Linked DNA regions of Mus musculus: all the other regions are linked to region 3. The links are chromatin contacts, found by Hi-C or POLR2A ChIA-PET in ENCODE. All regions are on one chromosome and are shown on one strand. The core of a region is the stretch at or near the end of the contact, and the rest is flanking DNA. Distances in the headings are between cores, read along the strand shown.

Region 1 (3,805 bases), core at 160-2,659, 41 kb after region 3:
GCCAATACTCCCGAGGTTTCTGTTGGCCTTGTAGCTGCTCCCAGCAAGGTTGGGGAGTGCTCCAGCAAAGATCTCATCTCCATAGGTGACCAGAACCTATCCATATAAGTATGGAGGGATAGTAGGAAGTCTGTGGGGGGTGATTCCCAGTGACCACACTGTAACTAGTACAAGGCTTGGGATGGCAGACATTGTCACTGATCCTCTGAGTGGCCCTGCGTGAGTCTTCCTCCACCTCATCTCCAGGGTACTCACTGCCACAGTTTCCTCCTTGAGGAAAAGAAATCATGGGATAGAATGCCTCCAAGGCTGATTTCTGTCAGTCTCCAAGAGCCTTGGCTTCACCTGACTGATAAGCCCCCTGGAGACTTTGGTGATGGCAGACTTGTTTGAACACACCTTCAGAACTTACCTATGTTTGTCTTCCACTTGCTGCTTGGGCAGGACCTGGCCCCCCAATACCCAGAATGCCTCAGGCCAAACCCTGCCAACTGTGAATGTGGGGTCTATGGCAGCTGACACCCAGAGATCTGGGGAGTGGGAGGGTGACTGAAGGGAACCCGGCAGGGATAGGTGTCTCAGATGTGAAGGTAAATTTAGGCTCACATCCATGAGCTTGTGTTTTCTCATATACACTCCTAGCTTCTGCCTTGAGCGCTACCTAAGGTCCAGAGCAGAAGACATACATCCCTGCTCTCTACATGAATAGCTCCTCTCTTGTTACAGTGCTCAACTGAGGCTATTGGCCAATATCCCCAAAGTTGTGGGGTGGGTTCTGTCCCCTAACAAGTCATGGACTTCTCTAATATTTAAAAGCCCAGCCTAATGAAACCCTAACATCTCACAGGCCAAGAAGCTGACACCAGAGAGGGGAAGATACTCACCCTGAGGCAGCACAGTGTCAGCAGAAGAATCAGAGCATACATGGGGAATACCAGTTGGCTGGGCCATCTCTTCCCCTTTACCCCATCATACCAAATGTCATATTGTACGGGAGGCTGGCCCCAGGGGTAGAGGCAGGCAGTGGGGCAGTTAGTTCAGGTGAAAGAGATGATCAGGAATGAGGTGCTATTGAAAACAAAACCCCTACTATCTTTGAGGTAGTATGAGCTTATGCCAGACAGCAGACTCAGAGGCTTCTCTGGGGCTGTTGGAGCAGCCTGAACATCTGTGCGTGTCTATCTGTGTGTATAACTGGAAGCCCAGAGGTTTCTGTACGTGTCTGTCTGTGTGTATAGCTGGAGGAGCCCTCGGGGCCACTGGGAGGGAGGAGAAGGCCTCAGGCAAGAAGGTCATGGAACAGAAGGAGATTACAGCCACTTGGGAAACCATACCTTGGGCCTCTTGCGGCTCAGCTGGCTTGGAAAGTACTGTTCAGAGGACAGCTGCTGCTGTGAGATAGATCACACAGCAGTGGGTCCCAGCAGGTCATCTGGTGACCTGCGAATGGGCTGGAGGAAAAGACTTGCTGTACGATCTGGACACTGGTGTTCTTTTGACTGACAGGACTGCGCATTTCTAGGCAGACTGGGTTCACAGATAAATGAAACATAAAATTGCCCAGTGTCTCAGGACTTCACAGTGGCTCCACTGCCTCCTGCCAGAATCAAGCCTTTTTCTTTTTTTCTTTCTTTTTTTTGGGGGTGGGGGGGTGGGGGTGGGGTGGGGACTTGGAAGGCACTTAATTGGGTTTTGCTTCAAACCATTTGGTTCAAGAGCTAATAATGCCTAAAGGGAGCTAGTAACAGGAAACAGGGCTTGGAAAGTACTGGTGTCTTTAAGAACACAGTATGTTTTAAGGACAAAGTATGTTTACACATCGTTCTTTCGCAAGGCCTTTATCTCCCCACCGCCAGCCGCACCCACAAAGGCAGAGGCTGGTTCGTGGGAGCTGGCCACTGGAGTCTCTTAGCTATTGGTTGACCGAAAGGACAAACAAGCCGTGACTTCCCTCTGGAACCTTTCTTTCTGGATTCAGGACTGTTGGACAGAAAATAGAAAGGGAGACAGTGGGGTCTTTCAAAGGTACTACCATGGCCTTTTCCTGTCCTCTTGATAAGTGTGGTCTGTGATCTCTACAGGAAGACGGACTCAGGTGAGTGGAGGTGACCCACTGCCAGGAGCTATAGCATAGATGACAGGGGAAGGTGGGACAAAAATGACCTATCAGTAATGGGCTCTGGGTAGAAGGAAGAGACCTAAAGGCAGGGGTCTCTGCAGGGTATTTTATTGGATAACTCTGGATTTGGAGGGAAAGAGCACATTCCCCATGGCTACCACTAGGGGCAGCATGAAACACAGTCCAAGCTGCAGTCAGTCATGTGGATACCCGTGGATGGTGCTGCAGGCTGGGTGATTTCCTCTGAGCAAGACACATCTCTAAGCACGTCAGAGACACCAACAGAAATCTGACTTTGCCAGAGTGGAGACCAAGTGCTTTCAGACAGTATGCTGAGGGAATGCCATATCTATGTGGGACTAGGATCATCAAAGTTTGGATAGGAAAGGGGACTTCTGCAGGGAACGGAAGTACAGAAAGATGGTGTGATACACTCTGGGTATAAGAAATTTGCTTTTGAGGCAAGAAGTAGTGGTGTGTGTGTGTTAGAGCTTGACTCGGCGAACACATGCTAGAAGACTTCCTACTGAGTTACATCCCCAGACCCTTAAAATATTTATTATCATCTCAAACAGGATTTTAATAAGTCGCCTTGGCTGCCTTTGAACTTGTGATCCTTCTGTTAAGTACCTTGGACTACAAGTATATATAACAGGGCTTAGAAGTAGCTTTCAAGGGATCTTCAGCCCTTACCTGAGGAAGAAAATAAAGTCCAGAGAAAGCAAAGGGCTTGTCTCAGAGAACAAAACAGTTTAGCCCAGAGGCATGGGGTCATACGCATAAAGCTTTTAAATACATTTCTGCCTTTTGGCGCAAGCCTTTCTAGGGCATCCTTTTTATTTCTCATCGCGTTGAAAGCGACACTTTGGATTTACTTTGGATTTAAGAGCTTGAATTCCTTCCTTGAGGTCAAGCAGCCTTAAGTCCTAGCAGACACGTGACTTAGCCCCATCCACCTAATCCCAGGGAAGGGAGAGCTGAATGGAACAGAGCAAGGGAGGTACCCAGACGCGATGGGACCTCTCCTTCCCTCGCTTTATCCAGGAGGCTTCACTGGTACTCCCCTAGGCAAGGAGGCCACAGGGAGTGGAGAGAGGGTGGGGTAGTCCCCACAGCTGGTGATGAGGCCTCAGCTCCTACAGGAGATGCCCAGTTTAGCATTTCTGCTGGGATTGCTACAGCCTAAAGCTTCTGAGACCTCTTTAAAGATCTGTAGCCCAGCTTGGAGCCATGGGGTGTCGGTGCTGGGGCTGACAGAGTCCACTGTCCCCTCTCCTCTCTCACCAAACTTGGGTTTAGGACAGTAGTAGAGTACTTGCCTAGCATGCCTACAGCACTGAGTTGGATGTAAAGCACTAGGGAAGGGGTGCCTTCCCAGATTGCAGTGCTTAGCTTGAAGGGAGCATCCTTAACACTTTGGGGAGAGAATCAAGATAAAGCAAAACTTCTGCCTTGAGCTGTTCAAAGGTTGATAGTGCAGTCAACTGTCAACTGTACCCATTGTCCAGATGAAGATCCTGAGGCCAAGTGAGAGGTTAGTTCCTGCTCAAGAAATAGTCCTTATATTTAAAGGACTTAGGGACAGAATGGCCACACTTGAGTCACTGCATATTCAGCACAACTGTTATGCAATACCCAGTGTAGCAGAGCTCCCACTACTGGGCTCTCCTGCATAGAGGGCTGTAG
Region 2 (3,825 bases), core at 1,144-3,643, 47 kb before region 3:
CAAAAGGATGCTTCATCATACTTAAGAAGTACTTGCTCTAAAGATGAACTGAGCAAGTACCTCTTGTTCAATTATGTTCATTGCTGTTCTATTCATAATAGCCAGAAATTGGAAACAGCCTAGATGCCCATCCACAAATGAATGGTTAATGAAAATGTGGCACGTTTACAAATGGAATACTATTAAGCTGTTAAAATTTGTGAAATTAGCATTTAAATGGTTGGAGCTAGAAAATAAATGTACTGACTGAGGTAACTCAGACCCCAAAAGACAAATATTGTATTTTTTCTCTTATTTGTAGACGTTAGCCCGAAGCCTTTGCATATCCATATTACCACAGAGGTTAGGTACCTAATAAGGGATTAGAGGGAGGGGAGGATCTCTCAAGGAGGAAATAGAATATATTGTTCTGGAGAGACTAAGGGGATGGGCCAAGTGAACAAAAGAAAACTTAATAAAAACTACTTAAAAATCAAACAAATTAATAAATGCCACCAACAAGCAAGGAATAAAATAAGAAAACAAATTGTCAGAAAGTTAGATATTAAGAGGCATCACTCTGTACAGAACTTGCAGACTTAAAGGGCTCATATGAATAACTTCATCAGCAAATTCACTGATTTGGAGTAAATGGAGAGATTCTTCTAGAAACACAACTCTGTTAAACAGAGGAAATTTCAAAACCTAACCATCACTATATTCACCAAACAAATCTTATTCAAAATTGTTTTCACAAGGAAAATTCTGACCCTAGATATCTTCATGGGTAAATTTTATTATACCACGCCACACAAAGTGTTTCAGAAAACAGAGAAGGTAAATTTTTCTAAATTGTGTTTTTAAATCTAGTCAAATCCAAAATCCAAAGCTGACAAAGATATTATGAGAAAATGAAACTAGAGACCAATACATTTATGAGTATAGGCATATGACTCTATTAGAATATCAGAAACAAATAAAAGCACCGGTTTTGTTTGTCTTTTGTCTTGTTTGGCTTGGGGGATGCAGATGGGGGTGGGCACTGGGGTGAGCCAGGCCTCAAGCTCTCGAGCACTGAGCTGTGCCCACTCCACTTCTTTTCATCTCGTTTCAGTTTGTTTTAAAAGACAGAGCCTCACTGTACATCGTACAGCTCAAGCTGTCTTTGAGCTTGAGATCTCCCTGCCTCAATTTCCCAAACAGATGTATTTACATGAGAATGCAACTACAACCACACCCAGCTTGCTACTTGAATTTTATATTTCACTAATTTTAAACCTTTTTTCCTAAAACACACGTCTTAAAGTTCTGTGTCCCACAAAACTTGATGTGTTGTATTTTCACTAGCATTCAGTTAAGAATTGGGGAGATGGCTCAGTGAGTATGGATATTTGAAACACACACACACACTACACTCAAGAGAGAGAGAGAGAGAGAGAGAAATACCTTTTTGTTAAAAATTAAGGGAGTAGTAGAGGAAGGCACCAAGTACCAATCTCTAGTTTCTACATACACATGAACATCTGTATACACATGTACACACACATGTGCAAGAATACAGGCTTAAAACACACACCCACACAAAATAAATTAACAAGATATGGAGAGGTAGACTTTATCCTAAGAACCTAAGACAATTATTGGAAATCAATCAGCAGTTATTCAACAGAATACTGGAACAAAGGAGAAACGCCATGTGACTATTTCATAATCCATTCAGGAAAAGCATTTGGCAGGCTTCATCCTGAGAGCTCCTATAACACAGGAGCTGAAGGGACTGCCCTGAATCTGCCAAGTATTTGTGGATAACCCACAGTCATGTCATACTGCTGACCCCTCTGTGGTTTCTGAATATAATTAAAAACATCTTATAAGACTGTTAAGAGCTTGAGTGACCTAACGACTGTTGTGACCTAACGACTGTTTCCCTCTGATGTCCTGCTCACTGCACAGCCCAGCTATGCTGCCCTTCTGTGCTGCACATGCTCTGTGCACCCCCCCCCCCCCCCCCGCCGCCATTCTGTCATCTTAGAACTCTTATCTTCTGGCTCCTTCTTACCATTAGTTATCAGCTTAAATAAATGCCCTTGTTTCAGAAAGGCCATTGATTCCTTATTGCTGATGCCATACACTGGACTAGAGATCGGCAAAGAGAGGAAGTACTCCCTCCATTAAAGGCATGGGCTCCCACTCTGGGTTTCTAACTAATGTGGCCAATGATACGGGACTTGTGGAGTGTGACCTGACCCAAGGCAAGCTGCCCATTTACCTTGGCTCCTACCCTGCTCTCCGATCTCTCGGTACAAAGGAAGGTCTTGCCAGAACTGAGAAAGAAACCAAATCCTGGCTACAGCACTCATTGCTTTTTAAAACTCAGGCTTACATCACCAAGTGGCACCAGCAGTCCTGTGTGCTTCCATTTAAGGGCAGCTTTATAAATACCAAGCCCTGCTGTTTCTTAGCTGTGTTTGACATGGGAAAACTCCGTGCTCCTCCAGGGAAGATGAACTGTGCTTGGCTCCCACCTTTCTCACGAAGCCCACAACCTGCGTCTCCACACAGCTCAACTCATCCTGTTTCCTGTTATTTTCTATAACCCTATTTTTCTTTCTTCATAACCTTTGAATCTAACTCTCCAGCTAGGAGACAATGGTGGGGTTGGGTAACTCAGTGGTAGAGTGCTTGCTTAGACTCCTGAGGCCTGGCTGGTTTCAATGCCCAGTGATGCTAAAGAAAATAAAATTTACAACATAAAATATAACTACTATGGGGTCAAGAGGTTGTTCTTTCTCGTATCAACAGTACTTCCAGTGGGTGGAACAGGGCTTGCTGTACAGCAGATACTCCATAAATACTTGCTAAATGAATGGCTGTATAACGTAGCTTAACAACTTGTTGGCCTTTTAGCAACCTTAAGCTCAAGTCTAACTCCTTGCTTGATTCCTTCTGGACTATATGTAGATTTTTCCTCTTGTATCAGCACTTCCTCCTCCCTCCCTCCCTCCCTTCCTCCCTCCCTCCCTCCCTTCCTCCCTTCCTCCCTTCCTCCCTCCCTCCCTCCCTCCCTCTCTTCCTCCTTCTCCTCCTCTCCCTCCTTCCTCCTCCTCCTTCTCTTCCTCCTCCCTCCTCCTTCTCTCCCTCCTCCTCCTCTTCCTCCTCCTCATCACCATCATCTTCCTCCTCCTCCTCTCGATAGAATTTCATATAACCTAGGCTGGCCTCAATCTTGACCTGTAGTGGAGGATGTCCTTGAACTTCTGATTCTCCTGCCTTTGCTTCATGAGTTCTGGAAGATACAATTGGTTTATGAGATGCTAGGAACTGAACCCAGGGCTTTGAGCATTCTGGATAAATACCCCTACCAACTGAGCTACATTCCACACTCACTTTTGCCTAATACTTCCCTTTCCACAAACCCCAGCCTCCTGGCTGATTCTACATTCCAGACTTCCTGCACATCAGATCCAAAAAGCTGCCTAAGTCTTTCTGAGTTCTGTCCTCCTGATCACCTAGATTCTTCTGTGGGAGCATTTTTACCCTCCTCATTCTTTGGCTCTAGGCCATGCCTGCTTCTCCTTTACCCTTAGGCCTCTGCTCCACCAAACTCACCCTCTTACACACAGCTATGCATTAGCTGCTTTCTCTGCTGACTCTGCGAGACACACAGAGACCCTGAAGGGCAGACACAACTCTAGTAAAAGCAGTTATTTCTCTGTGGGTAGGGTATGTATATTTTTAATGTACTTTCATATTTAAAATATATATTTCATATATATTTTCTGGTTTTGAAAACATCCATGTTTTCCTACAAACAATAATAACAACAACAACTTCAAGCACCCAATA
Region 3 (3,896 bases), core at 921-3,420:
TATGTGTGCACCACCACTCCGGCAATCTAGCTCAGGGCCTAGTACATTTGGTGACTATTCTTTTGGTTGGTGCAGCCCCAAGCCTGCTGTTCTCTTTGCATATCGCAGGTCCCACCGTGGTACACCCTTGATTGGTGGGTTTCTAATGCTCATCTCCATTGTCTTTAAGCAAGTGGGAATGTTACCAACTTGAACTCTACTCACAGCAGCCCTGGTTGGGCTGTCCGTTTACTCCTGTCTTCATTGGGAGTCCGCTGTAGCCCATTCTTGGGGCCTTCTCACTTGGTCTTTTCTCGGCCTTCCAAGCTTCTGCTGTGAAGCACTTATTGGGGTTCCCTGTCAGCTGTCAGTCATCCCTCTGAGCTTTAAAACTCTAAAAAAATTATCATTAAAGTTATCTGTGTATTGTGATAATCCATCTTTTGAAAAACAAACAAACAAACAAACAAACAAATACAAAACAGCTTTCTTGACTTTATTATATTCCATCGTTAACATGCACAAAAGACAACAGTCTTGCTCCTTATGCATAGTCGTGTCCCAGGCCAGCCTTGAACTCATGGCAATATCCTGCCTCAGGTTTCTGATGGATGACAGTATGGACACGACCAGCACACCTACTTCACTCACTTCTATCTTTTGGGCAGGCCAAACGAACATCTGTTTGGATGTTTGTTTCCTCTCCTCTAAGCCGGAAAAGCTTCACTCAACACTCCTTGAGTCTGGAGTTTGTGGAATGAAGAAAGGCTGCTCCTGATGGATGCCAGGACAGAATGAGAGGAGTATACGATGGGAGGGACTATGGGAATGTATTACCCCCTGCACCAGGTACTTCCTTTGGACCAGTGTCATGTGGAGCTAGGGAGCCCAAAGTCTTGAAAGGGTCATGGAAGAGGCCAAACAGGGCCACTAGCTAAGCATGTATGTCTTGACCATTTTATCTCTCTTACCCTCAGACTCTTCATTTTGAAGTTAGCTATAACAATATCATAGGATTGTGGTGAGACTTTAGCGAATAGGGCCTTTCTTCCTACTATACTCCCTTGGTATCAGTGTCTCTCTTGCCTGCAAGTGGTGTACTACTGTCAAATCAATCGCGGGCTTTTATTGCTTTCATGTTTCCCAACCAGGCTTGTGAACTCTTTCTCAGTCGAAGACAAGAAAGGTGTCCAGTTTATCCTGGCACCCTCCCCAGAAGCCACTCCCGCGGCACTTAGCACGAGGAAGAAAGCAGAGATTCCACCGTTCTTTTCCAAGATGACCAAGTTGAAAGGATTCAGAGCCCTGGTTAAACAGAGACCCACTCCTGGCTCCTTTCTCTAGGAAGGTTTCAGGAAAGCAATAAACAATATGGATCTCTTAGACAATGTGAGATACAGGAGACTTGAGTCCCATCTAGCCAGGCAGAAATATCACCTAGTCATGACAGCCCAGGAGGGGGCCTTGTTTAGCCGGAGGCCGAGCGTTGTTCACCATAACCGCTGCGCCTCCTTTGTGCGAGCATCAGGTGCAAATCCCCGGCCGAGCGCGTTGGCGCTCTGAAGCGCGCAAAGAAAAGCCCAGCTGCCGCCCCCGCCCCCCCCCCCGCCCCCCGCTCTCCCCTCCCAGCTTCTCAGAGATCTACTCCCGCTTCCCCGGCTCCAGGCAGCGAAGGGAGGAGGAGGAGGTCAGACACGTCGCCGACCGCCCAGCAGGGCTTAACTCCATGCGGGCGGGCGCGAGGGAGGGGGAAGCCGCGGACCCGCCGCTCCAGCCCGCTGGCCTTCGAAAGATCCTCCTGGGCCAATGGCAGGCGGGGCGACGAGCCCTGATTGGTGCAGGCGCTCTGCTGATCACTGTGGAAACCCGGGTGGCGGGGAACTCGGGAGGATGCGGAGCCGGGAACGGGGGGAGCCAGAGGGGTGGGGGGAGGAGGCAGCGAGGCCCTGAGCTATCCTGGAGTTTTCACCGGAGGCAAAAGTCCACAGCAGGCGGGCCTAGGGTGGGCGGAGGAAGGGGACCGCTTGGGGGCACTGGGAAGCCAGGGGTACTCCTGAGGGAAGGCAGGGGTACTGGCTAGCTAGTGAAGGCGAGGAGGAGCGAAAGCGAGGGGAGGAGGCACGGTGGGAGGAGGAGTAGAAGACAAAAGCCGAAAGCGAGGAGGGCGCCGACCGCACACTGCGGCCAGGAGAGGGACCGTCGGTGTTGCGAGCCGCGGGCGCCCGGAGGCCGTAGCGCACGGGGCATCCGGGTAGACTGGCAGCATGGGGAAGGGAGGTAACCAGGGAGAGGGGAGCACCGAGCGCCAGGCTCCGATGCCCACCTTCCGTTGGGAGGAGATTCAGAAGCACAACCTGCGCACCGACCGGTGGCTCGTCATCGACCGCAAGGTCTACAACGTTACCAAATGGTCCCAGCGGCACCCGGGGGGCCACCGTGTCATCGGACACTATTCGGGAGAAGATGCTACGGTAAGAGTCTGGGGGTGCCAGCCACTCTTGTCTGCTGCAGGCTGGTGTCAGGAGCCCGGGGTCCCTGGGCGCCAAACAGATCCCCGGTTCTTAAAGGAGCGCAGGACGTTCAGCAGGGAAAGAAAGTGTACCAACTGCCCTCACCTCCCTCCTGGAATCGTTCTCCTCTGGGTCAACTGGGCAGACTTTGGCCGAGCCTTTTGGACGCCAGGCCTTAGCACCTCTGTGGAAGTCCCATCAGTGGTAAACTGTGCCCGGTGCATGTTCACAGCGCATACTGCGCGCTGTTCCAGCCGGAGCCTGGGACTCTCCAAAGGGGGCGCTCCAGCCTTCGTGTTCGGCGCTCCCCAAGTGGAAGATGGCCACCCTTGGGCGCCGGGGAGAGGAGCCTGAGAGCGGGCAGCCATATGTGGGACTCTCCTGCCAGACCAGGGGGCGGAGAAGGAAAGCTGGTTCCTGGCCAGGACTCGCTCCTGCTTGGACTCCTGTCTAAGAAGGTCCACAATGGCTGCCCGACAGAGACTTCCTAGTAGTTCAGATTCCCACGCTCCCGAGGATTATCCCGACTCACTCCAAGTGCCAGCCTTCTGGGAAATCCTGGTGGGGAATTGGTGGAAGGCGAACGGGCTGGATTTTGCAAAATTCAGGTCCGCAGGGGATCTAGAAGGTGAATCTAAGACTGGCTTGGCAACAGGTCCATCTGCCTCTGGGGTTACTATCGGACATTCAACTCAATGGCCCTCTGTTTTTAGATCCTGCCAGGATCACCCTTCCCCTCTTGCACTCATGGAGGTTGTTGAAGTCTCTGAGACCTCTGTGGAACGGAGGCTATCCTATATTGCACAGTACCCCATACCGTGCCTGGCCCCACCCCCAACCATAAAGTGATTGTGTAGTCAGGTGGGTAAGAGGAGAAACAAAGTCAAAGAGGAAAGCCAGACCTTTCTTGGCACCTTTCTTGGTGGGCTGAAAGCAGAGGAAAAGATGTAGCTGGAGAGAGCTTGGGAAAGACGAGTGGGAGGAGGCTGAGAAGAGGGATAAACTTATCAGACCGCACTCCACATCAAAGTCCAGGATGCTGACTTGAGTGTGGGCTTTTCTTGTGCAAGTTTGATAGTTTCAATTCTTACCTTCCATGTCTTTTCTTTTTGAGATCAGCCTAGGTAGCCATACCCTAATCAATGGACTGGAGGCTTTGGTGAACAGGATGCAATCTTACTCCAGATTGAGGAGAGAACTGGCCACATTCATACTGCCTAAAGACTATTTTCCTTGCTTGTGGAGCCTGCTTAATTATGCCCATGGGGCTGGCGATGCTAACCAGACCTTAGGAGAGTGTAAGCTTTTCACATTCCTTGAGTGTCCTAGCTCTCTTGGACCGCCTCACAACCAGAGAAGACCTTGGTTTCCCAGGGAGAAAACTTCCCAGCCCCTATCTGGGGGATC

Evidence for each region. Hi-C counts contacts between places; a loop is a spot of excess contacts on that map. ChIA-PET counts read pairs that join two places held with the same protein, here RNA polymerase II (POLR2A).
Region 1: a loop to region 3 is called in a map of left cerebral cortex, with 2.2 times the contacts of the local background. The contact joins the enhancer-like site here to the promoter of Fads2 in region 3. A Hi-C loop is called at or near these places in 7 of 37 maps with a recorded cell type or tissue (adrenal gland, gastrocnemius, heart and 1 more). POLR2A ChIA-PET finds 5 or more read pairs at or near these places in 1 of 5 experiments (Patski).
Region 2: POLR2A ChIA-PET joins it to region 3 with 31 read pairs in Patski. The contact joins the enhancer-like site here to the promoter of Fads2 in region 3. POLR2A ChIA-PET finds 5 or more read pairs at or near these places in 4 of 5 experiments (Patski and embryonic stem cell).

What each region holds. Positions count from the first base shown.
Region 1 is chr19:10,058,520-10,062,324 of GRCm38, reverse strand. Fads3 (fatty acid desaturase 3) reads right to left here. Exons shown (of 12, transcript NM_021890.3): 12 at 2,654-3,805. Among named protein-coding and RNA genes, the nearest start is that of Gm29917, 12 kb to the right of the region's middle. Within about 2 kb of position 1,409, at least 1 of the 3 ENCODE cell types and tissues checked has a DNase peak (open chromatin) inside an H3K27ac peak, as active enhancers do; it is heart, where a contact is called at or near this core.
Region 2 is chr19:10,147,284-10,151,108 of GRCm38, reverse strand. No RefSeq gene overlaps it. Among named protein-coding and RNA genes, the nearest start is that of Fads1, 34 kb to the left of the region's middle. Within about 2 kb of position 2,393, at least 1 of the 3 ENCODE cell types and tissues checked has a DNase peak (open chromatin) inside an H3K27ac peak, as active enhancers do.
Region 3 is chr19:10,099,777-10,103,672 of GRCm38, reverse strand. Fads2 (fatty acid desaturase 2) reads left to right here and starts at 2,170. Exons shown (of 12, transcript NM_019699.2): 1 at 2,170-2,450. The coding sequence starts at 2,244.